Regions from separate parts of the Homo sapiens genome. Here region 1 is linked to region 2. A link is a loop called in an ENCODE intact Hi-C map of the cell type or tissue named here. Cell type or tissue: ovary. All regions are shown on one strand. Each heading gives the region's core, and the rest is flanking DNA. Links, peaks and the distances in the headings are about the cores only.

Evidence for each region. Hi-C counts contacts between places; a loop is a spot of excess contacts. Peaks named below come from ENCODE experiments on the same cell type or tissue, not always from the same donor. Only the 100,000 strongest peaks of a DNase experiment are listed, where the experiment ranks them.
Region 1: a loop joins it to region 2, with 17 times the contacts of the local background. A loop is called at or near these places in 1 of 110 quality-filtered maps.

The regions. Positions count from the first base shown.
Region 1 is chr17:21,294,169-21,298,546 of GRCh38, reverse strand. MAP2K3 (mitogen-activated protein kinase kinase 3) reads right to left here. Exons shown (of 12, transcript NM_145109.3): 2 at 68-134. Among named protein-coding and RNA genes, the nearest start is that of MAP2K3, 12 kb to the right of the region's middle. RefSeq lists enhancers at 113-612, 613-1,114, 1,275-1,814. In ovary, for the core only: no CTCF peak of the experiment used is centred there; DNase peaks (open chromatin) are centred at 692, 1,543, 1,789 and 2,010.
Region 2 is chr17:22,707,798-22,712,175 of GRCh38, reverse strand. No RefSeq gene overlaps it. Among named protein-coding and RNA genes, the nearest start is that of FLJ36000, 300 kb to the right of the region's middle. In ovary, for the core only: no CTCF peak of the experiment used is centred there; a DNase peak (open chromatin) is centred at 1,875.

The sequences.
Region 1 (4,378 bases), core at 217-4,216, 1.4 Mb after region 2:
CCTTCCATTGAGCCCTGTTCGGGAAGCCTCTCCAGGGTGAGCCAGGGAGAAACTGAGGCAGACTCACGTGGGGTTGGGTGCGGGTGGCTTGGACATGCAGGATATCCGTAGATCCTTCTTCCTCTTGGATTTTCCTAGAATGGAGAGAAGGTGAGGCGTCTGGCCTATCCCTTGACATCAATGTCCCCTGCACTCCCATGAGCCATCAGGCCCTGGCCCACAAGGGTGCCAGCCTCTGCCATCACCCATGCCGGGAGCCCCCTCTCTCCAAGCCAGGCCGTTAGGCCTTCAAAGGGGGAAGGAGGCCCACCAGCCCTGCAGGGGAGCAGAGCAGGACAGACCCAGGCCTGGAGGCTGGACTCCAGGGCCTTATCTCAGCCCTGCCCACTGGGCACATCTTGAGTACCTCCCTGGGCCTCAGTTTCCCCATCTGTGAGGTGTCCTCACTGCCCTGCCTGACTAGTCAATGGGATGTGGGGTGAGAAGGGGCCCAGCGGGGGTCCAGCCAGCACCTGCAGCAGCCACTGTACAGGGGCTTCATTAGCTGCAGGTAGCAGGATGGGGCTCATACTGCATCCAAGATGAGGAAGGCCAGGCCCCCAGAAAGGGCAACAGGCGGTGGAGCAGGCGGGGACTCCAGCCCGGGCTGCCCTCCAGGCTAGCTCTGCTGGGCCCTGCTCACCCTGGAGGCCGACACCCGATGCCCGTTTCTCTCCCTCCCCTGAAAAGCGCTGGCTCTCTCCCCTCCCCTGCACCAGGCAGGCCAGAGTCCCGGGGCAGTACCTTCCTCACTCCACCCCTAGGGACAGGCGAGAGGCCCCAGTGTCCACACCTCTCAGGCTGGCTACAAGAGCCTGGCCAGGTGCACAGCACTCAGCTGGTACTAACGGAGGGTCAGCATTTCTGGGGCTCCAGGCACAGTGGGGCTGGCATGCAGAGAGAGCTCCCTGTAGTCAGGGCCGCCCTTTGAATAAGGCATAGCCGCCATTCCACAGGCAGGAGAAGCAAGGATCAGAGATGCCAGGGTCACCTGGTGCTCTGGCACCATCAGGCAGCAGGGCTGGGAGTGACACGGCTCCCGGAGACCACCCAGTACAGACATGCTGGCCACATGCCTGCCCTTGTGGGAGCTTCTGCCTCATCATTTCCCAAGCATGATCCTGCCACATCTTGGCCCTCACCCACCACCCGCCACTCCCTGCTGCTGGCTCACCCTGGCTGCTGGTACTGGGGCTTAGAAACTGCCCATGGCCCTGCTGCCGCCTGCCAAGAAGACCCCAGTCTCTGAAGCCGCCTCCAAGCCAGGTTCAGATCCAGCCTTGGCCACGGTGCAACACAGACTTGTGGCCCCATCTCAGAGCCACGCACCGGGGCCCAGCAGCCAACCCAGCCCAGATGGAGGGCGAAGGGTGGTTACCGCTACTGGGAAGACAAGGCCAGAACAACAGGAAACAGAATAGCCTTGGCAGGGACAGGGGTCCCAGGGTCCATCCTGGGGCAGGTGGGCAGAGTGCAGGAGCCAGGCAAGCAGATACCTGCAGCCTTTCCACCAAAGCCACCCCGGGGACCCCGCTGCCAGGCCCCAGAGGCTTCAGGAAACAACAGCGTCCACAGACAGAAGCAGCAGCAGCAGCAGCAGCAGCAGCTGCCGCCACATGCACTGGGTGCCTGCCTGCTAACTGCTCACCCCATGAATCAATCGCCTAGTCACTACTCCTGTGCGCAGCGTTTTTATCTCATTTTAAGATGCAGCAACACCCTGGCTGTCAGGGACCGCATGGGTCTCACTGCGAGTCTGTCACAGCCACAGCACCGGCCACAGGCAGGGCCCTTCTCATCTGTGACTCCAGATACTCCCACAGCCCTACAGGGAGGGGCTCCCAACCTCACTTTACTTGGGGAACAGGCTCAGAGAGGTGAAGCCACTTGCCCCAGGCTGCACAGCAAGTCAGGGGTCTGGCCAGGAGTCACTCCTGAGTTTATTGACTCGCAGACCCCAACAGGCCAGGCCATGGCTCACAGCACCCCTGCCACAGGGAGCCCTCCCTGAGGCGGAAGGAGGGGCCCAAGTCTCGTGCTCAACAAGAAACGGCAACAGAGTCTGGAGATGCAGAGGCTCAGCACATTCTAACAGGAAAAACCATGGCACACAGGGCCAGCAGCTTCTGAGGCCACTTCTATCCTGCCTCTGGGCCAAAGTCTCTGAACTTCTGAGGCTCTGGGCTTGGAGTGGCGCAGCCGTGGTAAACTCCAGCTCTGCGACCCTGGCATGGTGCCCTCCTCTGCACCTTGGGTTCCTCATGTACAAAACAGCTCGAGGCAGAAATGCCACCCACCTGCCCCGCACAGTGCTGCAGGACGAAGCAAGATCACGTCTGCAAGGTGCTCAGCACAGGGTTCACTGCGCAGATGGGGACCTGTTGTGGCCCATAAATGGTCACCATGGATATGACCAGCCTCTCTGCAGAGGTGAAAAAAAAAACTGCCCTAAGTAATGAGAATTATAGGTAGCTTTTATTCCTGATGTCAGGCTTTTCGTAACCAGAATATAAAATATTTTCTGTTAAAAATTAAAGCTCTGCACAGAGACCCTGGGCCTTGACCTTGCCCCCAGCCCCTTGAGTCCCACCCTTTCCCTGTGGGGTCCACGCCACACCCTCCCTGCACTCTCTCTGCTCTTGGTCCCTCTGGCCCCAGCCTGCCACCCACCTCATGCCTTGGGATTTGGGAATGTTGTATCATGTGGCCCCCCCTTCACCAAGCCTCAGTTTCCCCACCTGTCAAGGGCACTTGCACATATGGGCTGGATGGGTGGGGACCACGCTCCTCGCAGGCCTGGGTGGTATATGGACTGGCCTCTGCATCCACCGGCCTGTTGGGGACACCAAGCCTGCATCAGGAGGGCCACAGGCTCCATGGGGAAGCCACCCAGCTGTCAGAGGGAGTGGGTGAGGCCGTCATGGAGACAGCCTAGAAACAGGCCTCAGGCTGCTGCAGACGTCAGAGCTGGGCCCAGATGGCCAGGCAGCCCAGGGCTGCCCAGGTGCAGCCGTTGTGGCAACCATCACCACAACAAACAGAGGCTCTCGGCGGCCACTGGCAACCCACGATAAGCCCGCCTGTCCCGGCTCTCAGCACGGGGTGTCCTGGGGTGTCCTCCACATACTCCAGCCTCATAGCAGCCCCCAGGCAGGGGCAAGGAAACTGAAACTGACCAGAATTCAGCCACTGACCTGAGGCTACACCACAGGTAAAGAGAGGCACCCCCAGACTAGAACACAACTCTCACTGGCCGTGGCAGCTCTGCCCTATCTCCTCCCACTCACCCCCAACTAGAGCCCCCGACCCTTGAGTGAGCCCTTCTCTGAATGAGACACCTGCTTTCCCACCGCAGGGCCTTCACACATGCCCTTCCCTCTGCCTGAAATGCTCTTCCCTGTGACTGTCCTAGCTACTACGTCGTCTTGCCTTTCACCAGTTCAGAGAGGCTGCCTGACTGCGCAGGCCCCAGTGACCGGCTCTCCCTGTGGCCTGATGGCTTCTCTGCTGTGGAGTCCCACAGGTGGCCGTTCTGCAGTTACCATCTCAGAGAGCCAGTCAGCAGGTCACCTGTGAGCACTCACTCTGGAGCCAAGGCCTGGGCTCAACTGCAACTCTGCCCCTTCCTAGCTGTGTGCCCTCAGGCAAGTGGCTTCACCTCTCTGGACATATGTAAAGTGGAGATTACAGACAAACCTCCCCGGGTTATCAGCGTCATGCCATAGCAGTGCCTGGCGCGTGGAGATTAGATGGGGCCATCTGGAAGTGCACAGCTCCCAAGAGAACACCACCCTCAGCCCCAGACCACCCCTGTCCACCCTCTCAGTGACTCCACAAGGGAGTAGGGGAGGTTCACTTATCTGTTGTATCAAGCATGCGGGAGAAGAGGTGACTTAGAGAGGCCACACGGTGGGCGTCTGGTGAGGAGTGGCCATAAAGGCAGGTCTGTCTGGCTCCAACGTCCAAACAGCAACAGCCTGAGGGCAGGGCCCCCACTTCGGCTGCTCCCTCTACCCTGGGCCTGGGGAGACCAAGCTGTGTGACCCTCTAAGGGTCACCCACAGGGGCAAGATGACAACCCCTCCTTGCAGCCCCTGCTCCGCCTCCACTCATAAAGTCAGCCCCACACCATGCCACATGCAGGAGCATCACCAGGTTTCTGACAACAGAAGTAATCCCTGCTCCTAGTTCACTGCCCTCACCTGACTTCCGGATGTTCCAGGAGGTCCCTGTTCTACTGCAGAAGTTCTGGGCCTGCCAGGGAAGGAGCCACAAGGGCTGGGAGATGTGAGCAGCAAGAGGCGCCGCCCTGCCCCAGGCCACCTCTATTCCCCAGGGT
Region 2 (4,378 bases), core at 96-4,095:
TGTACTTTGATGAGGAGGAAAAGGCAGAGTTGAAGCTGGGGAGGGGATATCAAAGAATGCAGACCCCCAGAACATAAAACTAAGAAGCTCAGGCTTTGCCCAGAATCAGAGGCATCCTTGAAGATTTATCAGCAGGAGAGTATGCCGTCAGATTTATGGTTAGGCAGAACACTGAGCAATCCTCAGAAGGAAGAAGCAGAGGGAGGGAGGCCCACAGGGGAGACAGAACCTTTAACACCAACCAGGGTCCTGGTCCTGGGTCCAGCAGATCTGGCAGGAATGAGGAATGGGAGGCTTATGGGTAAGGGCTTCAGCCAGGCAGGGAAAGGCCTCACTCTCCCTTCCACTCCTTTCCCTGCTCCCCACTTTCCTGTCCCATCTTTGGTAACAGGCTCAGCATCTCCAGCTGCACCCACCCACTAGATTTGCCCCAATTCCTTCTCCTCTCTCATGCCTGAGGCCCAGGTGGCTTCCAGAGCTGACCAGGTCTACTTTAGAATTTTAATGAAATAACCTGGGTAGAAGTGCTGGTGCCCTGCCAGCCACAGCAGGTACTCCACATATGGTAAACTGGAACTGTCTTCTCAGTTTCTACAGCCTTGGGTTCAAATTCTCCCTAATCCAGATGACCACCATCTCTCACCTGAGCAGAGAAGCCTCCCATTGGTCTCGCTGCCCCAGACCTTCCTCTTTCCAGATATCAGCCTGATAATTTTCTCAAACTGCAAACCTGGTCATGCCCCTCCCTTGTCCTATCAACTAAAGGGTAAGATCCAAATTTCTTAGCATGACACCCCAGGCACTGAGGAGCTAAGGCCCCTCCATTTCCACCTTGACTTGTTCTCCTCCCCCTCTAGTAGCATTGCTGACCCACTTGCCTTCTCCTTTCACCACATGGCTTTGATCCTGTTGCTCTTCTTCCTGAAGTGTCTTCCTACATCTTCTCTGCCTGGTGAATTTCTACTTAACCTACAAAGCCAAACTCACCTTCTCTGTGAATCCTACTTCTTCCCCATCATGCAGCAAATTGTCTCTCTCACTAGACCTCCAGCCCCTAAAAATCAGGGACAGCTTAATGTATGTTGGAAATGGCTACTCCTCACTTAATTACCCTAATTAGCTAGTTATATTCCCTTATATTTATGTTTCCCCATTTACTGAAGCTTTCCACAGGCCAGGCACTGAGGTCCAAGGGAGGACCCTGAGGGTAGGACATGCATGAGCACCGAAGGCTACAATGGCACAGGCACCAAGAGGCCATGAGGGGTGCCGGAAGCCTCATCTCTAGAGCGTCTTCCTGGTTTACCATGCGCTTTCCTCCCTTCCCTTATTAGAGTCAACTTGTGCTGGTTTGAATAGCCTGTGTCCCTGAAACATGCACTCCCACACACACAAACCGACCCACACCTATCCACATGTAACTGCCCATACATACAGAGACCTCTGTGTGTATCCCCTAGAGCTACAAATGCCAATCTTGAGAATGAAGATTTTGCAAACTCTCTGTGCCAGGCATGATGCCAGGTCCCCGACAACACAAGACCCTTCTGGTTTCTCCCACTCAGCTATGCAAGGTTCGGGGTTGAGGAGCTTCCCCTGCCAAGGTCACAGATGTGGAACATGAGGTAACAGCTATTTGAATGTAAGCCTGTAGGTCACCAAAACATACGCCATCTGCACCCCACCACACTGCCTCCACAGCACATGAAGACATGAATCTATCAACTGTGACTCATTAGTATCCAGCAATATTTCCTCCTCCACTTTGCTTCCCACTGCCACTCCTGTATCCCTGCCCAGAGCCCCAGAGCCACCTCTGGTTAACAGGGAGGTCAGGACAGATGCTTCGTTCCACCCGATGCCATCTCCCAGGGTGCACCCTCCTCACGGGGAAGAGGACTACCATGGCTAGTGGTGACACGGGTGGCTCTGGCCCCCAGGACTTCTTCTCTCTGGGGCCTCTGCTCAGGACATGGCATGGACAGAGGTGAGGCGACCATAAACTGCCTCGGAAATGACTACAAACCAGCTCAGACCATTCCAGCACCTAACACGCTGACAGCCTAGGGTGGGCCCACAGAAGGGGAATGGCTAGGGAGTCCAGGGCCACAGGAGTCCCCCCTCCCTGAGCCCTTGAGTACAGCCACCCAGGTGTAAAGGACAATATGGGGGTTCTGGGGATTCCCAAGCCTGGGCCGTAGAGGTGAGCTCTAGCAGGTCCCTCCCTCCATCTTCCATCCCCTCATCCTGTCTCACATATTGTACTAACAAGGTAACTGAGGCCCAGAGAGGGAAGGAGCTTGAGCAGTATCCCAGGCAGTTAGAGACAGAGCCCAAGTTAGAATCCATGTTTCTCTTCTTTTTTCCCCTAGGTCTGTCTCTGACTAGCTATGTGACCTTGGAAGAGTCACTCCACCTCTCTGGGCATTGAAGGTTTACAATTTCTGACATCTTCATTCCAGAGGGTTATCAGGATCTGACAGCCCTTCACCTAAACAAAACACTCTACAATCTACAAATATTCATATGTCTCTTCTCTTCTCTGACCTCTGCAACAACCCTATGAGGCTATGAAAATTAGTGCTTGTGTCCTATTGTGCAGATGCAAATACTGGGCTCAGAAAGACAAAGATCACACAGCAAGTTTGGGACAGAACTGGAACTAGAACCCAGGTCTCCCAAAGCAGGGTCCTTGCCATCACTAAGGCTAAGAATACATTAAGACTCCAAAATATGGAGAGTTGCTCAATGCATGCCACCAAGGTTAGAGCTGACCAACCCCAGAATGCTCAGCAGCTCTGGGACCCTGGAGTGGAGGACTCAAGGCAGAGGGTGATGTCTAAGTCACACACATCTGAGCTCCAATCTAAACTCCACTATGCAGCTGAGTGACCACATATTGTGAGGCTCAGCATTCTCTACTACAAAATGAAACTACAGAAGGTACCAAAAACTCAGGATGAGGGGAGAACTGCACCCTGAATGCAGGACTGCCAGGCAGGTGGTAAGCACTCATTAACTTTTGTTTCAAGCACACAAATTATATCTTCTTTTTCATCATGTCTCCCCATGGTGTCTGGTCCATGGCTCCAGAACCAGGAGGCTTATGATCAATCTTTATGCTAAATGATGGACAGATAGATGGATGGGTGGTTGGATAAATAAATGGATGGATGCATGGATTGATAGATTAATGCTGAAATGAATGGAGGGATGAATAGATGGATGAATGGATAAATGAATGGATGGATACTCAGAAGAGAAGACAGAATAAAACAGGGAGTCAAAATGAAAAGAACAAGAAGATGATTGAAGGATGGGGCTCATACACGGAAGAGAGGAACAAGATCCAGCCCTTCTGGCTCCACTCAGCCCCACCACCATATACCTTGGGGTAGCACTGGCACATGCTACAGATTATACCCCTGGACACCATGATGCTGCCGCAGAAGGTGTCATTGAACTGGGGCCAATCATGGCTCAGGAGGAATGTACTGAGAGCTAGGAGAAGACCCATACATTGAAGCTGAAGCAGAAGGTCTTCTCATCTGCCAAGGTCTCCTCACCTGCCATGGCTGCCAGCCAGGCCCTGACCTTTGCAGCCCTGCCAGAAGGGGCCCGTGCCATCCAGCATAAACATCCAGACAGGCTCACAGGAAGAAGTGAAGCTCTTGGGTCACTGCAAATGAAGGCTTAAAGTTAAAGGGAGATCAAGACCCCTTCAGCTCCAGGCCCATTCCCTGGACCCACCAGTTTAGCAGGGCTGGAGGCAGCATGCTCCAGTGGACCAGTGAACCCACTCCCCACCCTCTCTCCTTCCCTTTGGGCCCAGAAGACCTGGAGTGCATGTGTGAATCTGGGTGAGGGAGCATGCAAAGGAGGGATGGGGGAGGTTACAGGGGCTGGGCCCCAGACAAGCCTGTGACAAAACTTTCTTTTCCTACTTTGGGGCTGAACTGGGTAGCAGGTTACCCCACACCTTCTAGCCCTGGGAAGCAGGGTACAATTCTGCAGTCAAAAGATGTTAGAATGCTGCCAGAGGATTTCAGGATACCACTTCCAGGTATTTCAGGATCCTGGATTTTAGACCCTTCAAGGATATGTGTCCATCTGGGATTCAGGTATGATGGCCTATATGTAGTGGATGGTGATGATGGACATGACACCATTCTAAGCATGTTACAGCTATTAACTCACTTAAGGGACTCCATGAGGCAGGTACTGCTACACCCACTGTATAGAGGACACTGAGCACAGACAAGTAACTTGCCCAAGGACACACACCTTGAAGTGGTAGAGCAGCTAGAATGTGAACCCAGAGGCTGTGACCCTGGCCACAGGGCAATCCTGCTTAACAGCAGCATGAGGTTATGGGTGA